Regions from separate parts of the Homo sapiens genome. Here regions 1 and 3 are each linked to region 2. A link is a contact called in ENCODE Hi-C data. All regions are on one chromosome and are shown on one strand. The core of a region is the stretch at or near the end of the contact, and the rest is flanking DNA. Distances in the headings are between cores, read along the strand shown.

Region 1 (4,408 bases), core at 214-2,713, 3.1 Mb before region 2:
ATTACCCATCATGAAAGGACATAGCATCTAGCGTTCTGATTTCTCCACTCAGAGATACACCTCAGAAGGCAGCTTCTCAGCTGTGAAAGAAGTTGGCCTTTGCAATCCTCTCTTAGAAGTCTGCTTCGGAATTATTCAAGAGAGCCAGAGTCAAACCTAGAGTGTTGTGCATGAATAGAGAGGCAATCTGGTGTGGCAGAGAGGCTTGGGAATTAGATTCAGATTAAAATCTCTGCACTGACATAAGCCAGCCCTGTGCCCTCTTGAAGTTACAGAAATGAAGATCCAGTTTCCTTATCTGTAAAATGTCTACCTGCAGGGTTTAAATTTGCAAAGGGCCTAGTCTAGTGACCGATCCTTGATGAGAGTTACTGGAGAAGTCTCATGACTCCTACAATGAGCCCCAGAGGCCTCTGTGAGTAAGGTGGAAGGACCTAGCCTTCTGCCTGATCTAAATACATTAAGATCTGCCTTTGCTGACCTAGTTTTATTCTAAAGCAGTTGTGGTTTTCTTTCTTCCCTTCAGTTCCTTTTCTCAAAGGATGTAAGCATATCTGTGTGAAACACATAAAAAAAATGCACCAAGTGTCAGCAAAATGTTACTGTAACTGATAAAAAGGCATTTTCTATCTTGTCCATCAGTTTTGATGAGGAAGCAAAGCAGACTAGCCCAATTCCTAGCATTGGTAAAGATTGCTACTTCAAAGAATTTTCTGGGTCAGCACCTAAAAGTCTGAAATCCATTCCACTGAATTCATTATGACCCATAGTAATACCCCATCTCTCAAAGCAAAACTACACTGTGATTCATTGCATAGAGCCATTCCCTGGTAGACACTATATTTTAGACTTATGAATAAAACAAGTACAGAAAACAAAATAAAACACAGAACCAGCCCTGTACCCTTATATTTTACAATCTACAAAAAACAAAGTCAGATTTACACATACCTGGAAAACAACTCACGATGACATCATTTTAAGCTAACTGAATCTTGGATTCAAGAAGAATCAATGTCTATACTATTCTTCTAGCATAAAACCTGTTGTGGCAGTTTTAACTTTTTAACTTAAGAAAGTTATGACCTTAGGTCACTAGACAGAATTACATTACTCAAATGTATTCTTGGCAAACTCTTTGGGGATATAATTCACTCTGCAAGGAAAAACTGGTAATTGCCACCAATATCTCACACACATGTACATACAAGAAGACACACCATAACACACCATAACAACCACCACCCACAGAATCAAGAAGACCCATGCCATTCTTAAATGAAAATGTGCACCAGTTAAGAAATAATCTAACATCTCAGGTTAGCAGGAAGTGCCACACTCCAACCTAACAAGAAAAATGGGCATTAAAAAAACATTACATAGGTCTGTGGTCTATTAACAGTAACCTGTTAGTATCAACTTCCTGGTTTGGTATTGTAACAGAGCATGAAATCTGGGGAAGGATGGGTCCGTGGGTCTCTTTGTACTGTTTTTACAACTTCCTGTGAAATTATTTCAAAATAAATTGTTTTCTAAGCATTACTTATTGGGTATCATCCTGTTTGGGGAGATTTTTCAAGATGTAGAAGCCCTTTCCCAAGGCCCCTCTTCAGCTAATGGGTCCAGAATAGGATATACACCTAAATACTTTGAAAAGGGTTCTGGTTCCTAGATGATCTGAAACTCCTCCCCTGTTGAGTAAGAACCACCACCAAATGGCAGGTAAATCACTGAAGACATTTAACAGTGCTGAGGCCACCATATTTGATATTGGCTGCTGTGTAGAGGATGGGTTTGAAGGGTGGCTCATGAAAATCCGGGTGAGAAATGAGTCCAATAAAGGCCTGAACAGGGTAGTGGCAGTCCAGTCATAATAAGAAACCAAATGCTAGAAATACTTAAGAGGTCAAATCAGCAGGACAGTGGGCAATGACTAACTGGAAGGAATGAGGGAAGACGAGGAGGAGGAGGAGGAGTATAGAATGACCACTAGGCTTCCAGCTTGGGCAGCTGAGGAAAAGGTGACATGTCATTCACCAAGACAGGAAAATGGAGGAGCTGGTTTGTGAGGGAGGATGGCTGCCTGAAGCTTCCACAGAGCAATAGTACTATATCATATATTGCAGACAGAACGATCTTTGTCTAGAGAGGTAATTCCTTCTTCCTCAACTCACTGGGTGTAAAGTACCAGGGGACAGACAACTCGGCACAGCAGGCAAGAAGGACCAGCCACTACTCAGCCATGTCAGCCACTTGGCCCCGCCCTGGTCTGATCATTTTCACAGCCAGCCACAAACCCAGTGATCTTTCCCCAAATACCTCCAGTGGGTAGAGAGCTACTCAACCAAGCTGCTCCCCACAGGTTCTAGAGGGTCTGGGTTTCTAACATTTCTATTAAAAGAACTCCAGAGGGTGAATGAGGGAAATCATCCATCAATAAATCAAGCAACTAATTATTTCACTTTGCCATAATCTCTTTAAGAAATGGTGTTCCAAAGTGAAAGGAAGAATTCCACATGAGAAGACATCAAGACAGCCTATGAAGATCTTGACATAGGAATTTGTACATTGCTACACAGGAAGCATTTACCACCCACCACAGAGGAATGCAGTTTATTTGATAATTATTTGTCTAGGTTATAAACCCTTTTTGTAACAGTTTACTGAAATATAATTCACATACCATACAATTAACCAACTTAAAATATACAATATAATGGTTTTTACTGGGCTCAGAGTTGTACAAGCATTACAACAATCAGCTTTATAACTTTTCTCCCATATAAGTGCCAACCAGGCTCAACTCTGCTTAGCTTCCAATATCAGAACAGATTGGACACATTCAAGGTAGTGTGGCTGTAGAGAATTTCATATAACATTTTATCATACCCAAAAGAAACCCACACCCTTTAGCTACCACCTCCTAACCCCTCCTCCTCCCCACTCCAGCTCTAAGCAAGCACTCATTCTACTTTGGTGTCTCTATAGATATGCCTATTCTGGACACTTGATATAAATAGAATCATAATATGCAGTGTTCTTTGACAGCTTTCTTTCACAAGGTCCAATGTTGTAGCACATATCAGTGCTTCATTTTGTTTACAGCCAAACAATATTCCATTGAATAGATGCATCACATTTTGTTGATCTATTCATCAATTGATACTATTATGAATAAAACTGCTATGAGCGTTTGTGTATGACTTGATGGGTGTGTGTGTGTGTGTGTGTGTTTTCATTCCCCTTGAGTATATACCTACGAGTAGAATTACTGGGTCATATGATAACTCTGTATTTAACATTTTGAGGAACTGCTAAAATGTTTTCCACAGTAGCTACACCATTTTACATTCCTACCACCAGTGTATGAAGGTTCCAATTTCACCATATTCTTGCCAACACTTATTTGTCTCTTTAACAATTTTTTAAATTGACAAATAATTGTACATAGTCAAGGGGTACATAGTGATGTTTTAATACATAGAATGTATAAAGAGCAGATTAGGGTAATTGCATAGCCATCATCTCAAACATTTACAATTTGTGTTGGCAAGGTTCAATATCCTATTTGAAACTATATATCATGGCTAACTATAGTCATCCTACAGTGGTATGAAACACTAGAACTTATTTCACCTATCTAGCTGTAATTTGGTATCCTTTAACACAGGGGTCCCCAACCCCCAGGCAGTGGACCAGTACCAGTCCTTGGCCTGTTAGGAACTGGGCCACACAGCAGGAGGCAAGCAGCCAGCAAGTGAGCATTACCACCTGAGCTCCACCTCCTGTCATATCAGCGGTTGCATTAGATTCTCATAGGAGCACAAACCCTGTTGTGAACTGTGCATGTGAGGGATCCAGGTGGCACACTCCTTATGAGAATCTAATGCCTGATGATCTGAGGTGGAACAGTTTCATCCCAAAACAACCCCTTCATCCGTGGAAAAATTATCCGCCATGAAACCAGTCCCTGGTGCCAAAAAGTTTGGGGGCTGCTGTTTTAGTAAATCTCTCCCTATCCTTCACTTCCCCCATCTTTCCCATCTGTCTTTTTGATGACAGCCATCCTAACAGATGTAAAGTGCTATTTCATTGTGGTTTTGATTTCCATTTTCCTGCTGACTAAAGAGAGTGAGCATCTTATCTTTTCATGTACTTACTGATTATTTGTTTTTCTTTTGGGGGAAATATCTGTTCAGATCCTTTGCTCATTTATTAATTGGCTCATCTGTCTTTGTCACTGAGTTGTAGGAGTTATTTACATATTCTAAATACGGGTCTCTTACCAGATATTATTTGCAAATATTTTCTCCCATTCTGTGGGTATGTTATGAATGTTCTGTTTTCGATACATAATAGTGATACTTTTTCTTTTTAGTTCATAAGATGATTTCATCCATGTCTGTCC
Region 2 (3,904 bases), core at 254-2,753:
TTAATCATTTATCTTTTGACTTTGCTTATGGTGCTTTTTGCCGACCAAAGCTTTTCATAGTCATGACTTCTGGATTTCAAGTAATAATGTAGAAAAGCCTTCTTTACTCCAATACTAAAAAGGAATTTCCCCATGTTTTCTTCTTGTCCTTTTATCACATTTATATTTTATTTTTATTTTTTTTTTTGAGACGGAGTCTTCCTCTGTCGCCCAGGCTGGAGTGCAGTGGCCCGATCTCGGCTCACTGCAACCTCCGCCTCCCGGGTTCAAGAGATTCTCCTGCCTCAGCCTCCAGAGCAGCTAAGGTTACAGATGTGCGCCACCACGCGCAGCTAATTTTTGTATTTTTAGTAGAGACGCGGTTTCACTATGTTGGCCAGGCTGGTCTTGAACTCCTGACCTCGTGATCTGCCCGCCTCGGCCTCCTATAAGTGCCGGGATTAAAGGCGTGAGACACCGCGCCCATCTGTTTTTATTTCATAAACGACTGAAAAAAGACCAGAGCCAGGCCTCCTCCCTTCCATCACTAATCTTTATTGCAATAACTCCCTCCTTTGTCGTCCTGTACCTAGCTCAGACCAGACGACACCCCAAACACAAACACCAAGACACGCACCTCTTTAATACGAAATAATAAACATACCTCCCCCAGAGAGACACCCTGAACTAACCAAATCATTGTAACTATACACTAAGCCTTACATAAAAATACTAACATTTGGCCGGGTGCGGTGGCTCACACTTGTAATCCCAGCACTTTGGGAGGCCAACGTGGGTGGATCACCTGAGGTCACGGGTTCGAGACTAGCCTGACCAACATGGTGAAACCCCCGTCTCTACTAACACAAAAATTAGCCAGGTGTGGTGGCGGGCGCCTGGAATCTCAATTACTCAGGAGGCTGAGGCAGGAGAATCGCTTGAACCCGGGAAGCGGAGGTTGCAGTGAGCCAAGATCGCGCCATTGTACTCCAGCCTGGGTGACAAGAGCGAAACTCCGTCTCAAAAAAAAACCAAAAAACCCCCTAACATTCTAGTACACTTCCCTGAACTCTTGTCTATAGAAATGATCCCGCACTTCTACACTTGAAACGCTGACTTGCATTCTCTAAAATCTGCACTCCTGAGCGGGCGCCCGCAGCCTCCGCACTGGCAAAGAATCTGTGAGCTGAGCTCCGCCCCGCTCCGACCCCGTAGTGGCGGTCACCCGGGGTGTGCTCGACTCCCGGGTGCGGCCTGAGGATCCGCGCCCTGGCGTCTGGGCACACACAAAGGTTTCTGCGGCGCGGGACTATCTCAAAATATAAATTAAATACTTTTTTCACAGACAGTTAATAAAAAAACTACAGCTACACCCGGCCCTTTCGCCAACTGGGACCGGCCCACTCCGCGCTCGCGCTCGCGCTCGTCCATCCGGGCGTCTCGAGGGCGCCGGCGGGAGCGAGCACGCTGCGCAGTCACGTGCCCGGCGCGCCCCCGTCGCGGCGCGCTCAGGCGGAAGTGAGGTCGGCGGCTCCGGTGGCTGCGCAGCGTCGGCGGGGAGCGCGGGCTGCGGAGAGGCGGGCCGGGCCAAGCGGAGCCGAGCGAGCGGGAGCGCGGCGTCCGGGAGGCGGCGGAGACGCGGGGCTCGGAGGGTCAGCCTCTTATCGTAGCAGGTCTCCTCGGCACGCCCCCCTTGTTTCGCCCCACGGCCAAGCCCGCCGCGGGCCGGCGTGCGCTGGTCACTGAGGCCCAGGTCGCCGCCGCGGCGCGGTGAGTGGGGGCGGGCAGCGGGCGACTGCGCGTCCAGGCCGGAAGTGCGGCGCTTTGTGCGGCCGGCTCGGGGCGGCGCCAAGGTCGGCCCGCGGCTCGGGGTCGCTGGGCGTCTGGACCGGCCTGGGCTGCGCTTTGTGCCGCGGGCAAGGCCGGGCGGGGGCCGGGGGCGGAGCTCGGCCGGACACGTACGCGTGCAGGTGCGGTCCGGGCGGCGCGGGCCTGCCGCCTAGGTGGCCGAGGTGGCTTCGCGGCGCGGGGCGTTCTCCTAAAGGTCGGGGTCACAGCCGTCAGGAATGCGAGCGTGAAACCCGGGGGCAGAGCTTTGTGACAATAGTCATTTCCAATGTGTAACTGCTCACTTTGTCTACCCACGAAGTAAAGATAATTTTTATTTTTATTTTTTTGCTTGGCGGAATCTGAGCGTTCTCCTTCCAGCTTGAAAAGGCACGATTTAAATTACAGATTTTTAAGATTTCCTTCAGAAAGGACGTTTCGTGGCCTAGCCTGGGTTAACTTTGAAAAAAGAGTGCAGTGCGCCTTTACGACGTCCACAAATAAGGGTATTTCTGTTTTATAGTGTATGTGAACATGAAGTGTGCATCTCATGGGCTGTTTGAGTTAATGTTTAATCATTAAAGTCAAACAAGAATATTTTGCAGTGTTTTCGCATGCAAGGAAGCTTTATAAATAAAAAGGTTTATATAGTTTCCACTCCTTAAACTTTCAGGTCATCCTTGTGTAATTTGAGATCACTTTTCTCAAATACTATGGATGAAAGATTCTAGATTAAATAAAACTTTTTGGTTTTGGCAAAAACAGGACACATTTTTAAGCTCTTGTAGATGAAGGAGTGGGTTATTTTTGCTTTGACAGCCAAGATTTGAGCAGTGTAAGGCTATTCTAATTTTGAAGCTAGTGTTGCAGAAATTGTGAAGATCTTGCTTCTCTTTGTCTTTACAAAGCAGGCTTACTTTGGTGGAGTTCCGTAGTTTAAAGGGAAATTATACCCAAGTTGTCTTAGACAGTTTCTTTTCCTGGATCAATTGAGCACTTTTTTTTTTTTTTTTGAGACGGAGTCTCCCTCTGTTTCCCAGACTGGAGTGCAGTGGCGCCATCTCGGCTCACTGCAAGCTCCGCCTCCCGGATTCACGTCAGTCTTTTGCCTCAGCCTCCCAAGTAGCTGGGACTGCAGGCGCCCGCCACCACGCCTGGCTAATTTTTTTGTATTTGTTTTTTTTTTTTTTTAGTAGAGACGAGGTTTCACCGTGTTAGCCAGGATGGTCCCAATCTCCTGACCTCGTGATCCGCCCGCCTCGACCTTCCAAAGTGCTGGGATTACAGACGTGAGCCACCGCGCCTGGCCGAGCACAATTTTAAAAGAACAGTACACCAGCGTAATAGAGTAATAGTTTTTTCATGCCTTGTGTCCAGTCTGTTAAGTCTGTCTGATTGTACTGTGCAGAAATACATGAATTCCTCCCAGTAAAATGCAAACCCAAACCTTGGTAATGAAGGTAAAGTTTGGGGGAGAGAACTTCTTTTCTTTTTTCTTTTTTTTTTTTGTGAGACGGAGTGTCGCTCTGTCGCCCAGGCTGGAGTGCAATGGCGTGATCTCGGCTCACTGCAACCTCCGCCTCCCGGGCTCAAGGGATTCTCCTGTCTCAGCCTCCCGAGTAGCTGGGATTACAGGCACACACCACTGCGCCCAGCTAATTTTTTGTATTTTTAGTAGAGACGGGGTTTTACCATGTTGCCCAGTCTGGTCTTGAACTCCTGACCTCAGGTGGTCCACCTACGTCGGCCTCCCAAAGTGCTGGAGACACCACCGCGCTCGGCCTATATGCTTTATTTTTTATTTATTCATTTATTTTTTTGAGACAGTTTTGTTCTGTCGCCCAGGCTGGAGTGCAGTGGAGTGATCTCGGCTCACTGCAACCTCCTCCTCCCGGGTTCAAGTGATTCTCCTGCCTCAGCCTCCGGAGTAGCTGAGATTACAGGCACATGCCACCCTGCCCAGGTAATGTTTGTGTTTTTAGTAGAGATGGGGTCTCATCTCACTATGTTGGCCAGGCTGGTCTCGAACTCTTGACCTCAAGTGATCCACCCGCGTTGGCCTCCCAGAGTGCTGGGATTACAGGCGTGAGCCACCGTA
Region 3 (3,967 bases), core at 420-2,919, 3.6 Mb before region 2:
AAACCCTTAAAATGGGCAGGACTTAGGAGGTTTTGAGGCAGAAATAGCAACAGCTAATACACTTTTTGTTACTTTTATAATTTATAGGACACTTTTTATAATCCAAATACCATCTTATCATTGCATCAGTCTGATGAGGGGTGGTGGATGAACTGTCACTGACATGAGGGTGATGATAATAATGAATAATAATTATAGATAACATATATGAACATTCACCATGCCAGGCTAGGCTCTGAGCACTTTACATTTATTAGCTTAGTTCATCCTCACAGTAGCCCTATAAGAGTTGCTTTTATCATCCCATTTTACAGATGAGTCAGCCAAGTTCCAGAGAGGTTGAGAAGTTTGTCCTAAGTCACAGCTAGAGAGGGGTGGAGCTAGGATTTGGACTCAGATGGCTGGGTGTGGCTCTAAAGCCTGTGTCAAGCCCCTCAGGGGTGGGGCTGTGGCCCATATTCATGCTCGTCAACCCCAGTTCCTGTGTTCTTTCTATTCTGTGACCACTGTCTTTCCAGGGGGTGGGGAATGTGGAGGAGGTTAACAATGGCATTTCATAGCCAGTGGTGGGAAGAAAGGGATCCCAGAAGAGGGTGGTGGAGGTATTGTCAGCAAGGAGCAGAGAGCTGTGGCATCCCTGGGGGCTGCAGCACCATGCAGCAGCAGCCATGTGCAGAGGAGTTTGTTTCGGGCTTGAACCCAGGGAGGTCAGTGTTCCTGTAGAGCCAGGCTGGAGACAGAGTGGCCAGACATGGGAGAGGGAGGGCAGCGCCATGGTCATCTGTGGCTGGATCTGAAATGGTTTGGGGAGAAGTAGCAAGTGATCCTGGACTACAGGAGCCAGGAGTTGGGGAGGGGTGGGTCTCCTTGCTGCAGGGGTGTCTGTGCTCCTGAGAGTCAGCTTAGAATCTCAGGGCCTGCTGAACTGGCACCACTAGTAGTGAGGATTCTGCCACACGGCAGGACTCACAGCCTTTGGGAGCCTGAGAACTACGGGCCAGGTGCCAGTCTTTGCCTTATTTGCTCTTAGTCTTTGCTGAGGGCCAGCTCACTGCTGGTGAGGAAAGGAGAAGCAGTCCCCAGTCCCAATCACTGGGCTGCTGACACGGCTGGACAGGGACACAGACATCGTTCCCAGAGGGGGTCCTTTGAGAGCAACCTGGGGTGCAGAGGGCAAGCCTTCCACAGGGCAGGGATTGAGTTCCTAGAGTCCTGTGAAGACCCAGCAGCTGATAGGAAGAACGGGGCAGTGCTTGAAAGAAAAGACATGAGCCAGAATATCACAAGCTGACATTTTGTTTATGCAAGCACTTATGTGGTGTTGGTTTCAAAGTCCTTTAAAATCGGGGACTTTAATGTCAAGTAATTGGCTCTTTATGGAAAGGTTTCCAGTTACAAATGGGGAGCAGGTGATCTCAGATTCCAGCCAAACTCAGTTAAAAGGCCAAGTCTTTGGTTTTCTGAAATCGAAGCTCTGGGGTCCCATGACATGCCTTCTTTCCTCTTGCCTGAGCTCATTAATGCACCTTTCTGTGTCATTTGCTGCTGTTGCCCACAGCCATGGTATTCCAGCAGCTCTCAGTGAATTTGATGAACGTCACCAGTGCTGTTTTGCTTTTATGTATTGACAAGTGTGCCTGATTGTGGTTTTTCAGAAGCCTGCTCTGTAGGCGTGGCTGTTGTGGTAGAGGAAGGGTAGTATCAGGGCAAGATTGCTGGAGAGGGAGGGGAGAAGCCCAAATCTTGCCCAGCCCTGCCAGTGTTCCCCCACGTGGGGTCTGCCCTTTGGAAGCACAGGAGGCCATGCACTTCTAGCCATGGCGACTGCCCAACTCCTGTGTGAGATGCTGCGAGGTCTCCAGAGTGACCTTGAAAGAGGTATTGTGAAATTCTTAAGAGCTTGAAGTAAAAAATTAAACTCTTACTTTTTTTTTTAAAGGTGCCATTTACTCTACTAGGAAGTAGAGTTGTGAAATTAAACACTGACAAGATGTTCTAAACCTACCCTGGAGGAGGTAAATTGCTATTTTGAGAGAAGGAGCCACGTCTACTAAAGTTCCCATGTTTCAGTCACTGTGGCTGCACAGAAAATCATCCCAAAACACAGTGGCCTAAAACAGCAGTAATCGCTCTTTATTGCTTATGGTTTCGGTGGGGCAGGAGTTTGGGAGCCCCTCATCTGGGTGGTTCTGGCCCAGGGTCCCTCATGGGGTTACAGTTGGAGGGTTGCTGGGGCTAGGGTCATCTCACAGGCTTCTTCCTCACATGGTGCCTGGTCAGGGAACCCTTGAACAACCGGGGGCTGGAACAGATGGGGCTGTTTGTCCATCTCTCTTCTCGTAGTCTTTCCACCTCATCCCTCTAGCATGGTGGCCTTGCAGTTGCCAGACGTCTTCAGTGATGGCTCTGGGCTCTAAAGGCACATGTCCCAAGAGCCAACCAGGTGGAAGCCGATTTGCCTTGTGTGACCCAGCCTCAGGAGGTGTGCTGCATCACTTTTGCCACATTCTCTCTTGGTCAAAGAAGTTGCAGAGGTCTGCCCAGGTTCAAGGGAAGGGAAACCAGACCCACTGTCAGTGACGGAATGTCAGGGTCACACTGAGAGAGATGCACATGGAATGGGAACCACATTGGCATAGCCATCTTCAGAAAAACAATCTGCTGCGCCCCAGGATGGGGAACTTGGTTGGAATTAACTTGTTATAACTGATGAGCTTTGGAATGAGGGTGTTAGAGAATCTGTACTAGGGATCTGATTTGTGTCTTCCATCTGGAGATGATCAGAATTGAAAGCAAAAAGTAAAGGATGTAGAGGTAGCTGGGCTCTTGACTGTTGATTCTTCTTTTCTGTGTGATGAAGGATAGAACTAGGACTGGAGAGACTCGGTACCTTGTGACCGAGGAAGGGACCTCGTGCCCAAAGTAGGAGGGAATCTCCAGGGGAAACAGAAGCTCAGGAACACATGAGTGGGTATCAAGAGGGTTCGTATTTGCTGTGGTGAGGGACTTTGGTCCTTATAGTGCCAGCATATCCTGGTCGTGATCAAAGGACTTTTCATTGAGTCCCCATGGCCCCTCCTGTTCTTTGGAAGTGAGGGGGAGCAGCCCCAGGCTCTGCTCTCACAGATGCCTCTGCAGTGAGGATGTGGCCACGGGGCGCCCTGGCTTCTTGTTTGAGTCACTCCTTGGCGGTGGTCTCTTTCATGTAGCTCATGCTGGAGGCTGTGAGCCAGTGAGTCTCTCGGTGTGAGAGCTCCTTTAGGAAATGCTGTAGTTGTTCAGCAACTGAAGTGGAGAAATGACCGCACTGGGCAAGGTTTGGCCTTCCAAGTGTGAACACAGGCCCATCTTGCCTGCAAATATATATATACATGTATGCTTAGTCCCCTTCGTAGATTTTTTTTGTGTGTGTGTGACTCGGTTCTTAGAGGATCAGACATTTATTTAAGATATATTCAGTTAACTATGTGCTTACTATGTATTCACCCATGTTATGGGGTGGAGAGGAGAAAGGGCACCAGAAAACCCATTTTTCTTTTCTTTTCTTTTTTTTTTTTTTGAGACGGAGTTTCCCTCTTGTCACCCAGCCTGGAGTGCAATGGCACGGTCTCAGCTCACTGCAACCTCTGCCTCCTGCAGAAAACCCATTTTTTTACAATCTCTGTGTTCTCTAAGCCTAGTGGAAGAGGAAAAGAAATGGCAGTAAAGACCCCTAAAAGTGAGGACTGGCTCTCTGGGTTCAGGAACTTGAATTTGAGGTCTGAGTGTTTGGAAGAATGTTAATGCCCATCAATAAGCCAAGAGATGGGACTCTGTTGACCCCATTGCCACTGCCGTCCTTCCCCTTCCAGCCCCTCAACACCGGGTCTAGTGACCTTGGAGAGAGGGATATGTGGCCACTGATGAGCGCTGATGAGAACTGTGGGCTTGTTCCAGGACAGGTTTGTGTGCCAACTGGGGACACATG

What was found. A loop is a pair of places that touch in the nucleus more often than their neighbours do. Pooled maps may share reads with other maps.
Region 1: a pooled map shows a loop between it and region 2 (3-fold over the local background). The contact joins the enhancer-like site here to the promoter of FAM168B in region 2. A Hi-C loop is called at or near these places in 2 of 50 pooled maps.
Region 3: a pooled map shows a loop between it and region 2 (3-fold over the local background). The contact joins the enhancer-like site here to the promoter of FAM168B in region 2. A Hi-C loop is called at or near these places in 2 of 50 pooled maps.

What each region holds. Positions count from the first base shown.
Region 1 is chr2:134,229,651-134,234,058 of GRCh38, reverse strand. It overlaps a transcript of MGAT5 not described here and the pseudogene RNA5SP104. Among named protein-coding and RNA genes, the nearest start is that of MGAT5, 22 kb to the left of the region's middle. Within about 2 kb of position 1,463, at least 9 of the 41 ENCODE cell types and tissues checked have a DNase peak (open chromatin) inside an H3K27ac peak, as active enhancers do.
Region 2 is chr2:131,091,059-131,094,962 of GRCh38, reverse strand. It overlaps FAM168B (family with sequence similarity 168 member B), which reads left to right and starts at 1,503. Exons shown (of 7, transcript NM_001009993.4): 1 at 1,503-1,749. RefSeq lists a silencer at 1,330-2,049.
Region 3 is chr2:134,668,218-134,672,184 of GRCh38, reverse strand. The region is part of intron 2 of TMEM163 (transmembrane protein 163); the gene reads left to right. Among named protein-coding and RNA genes, the nearest start is that of TMEM163, 49 kb to the left of the region's middle. Within about 2 kb of position 1,669, at least 9 of the 41 ENCODE cell types and tissues checked have a DNase peak (open chromatin) inside an H3K27ac peak, as active enhancers do.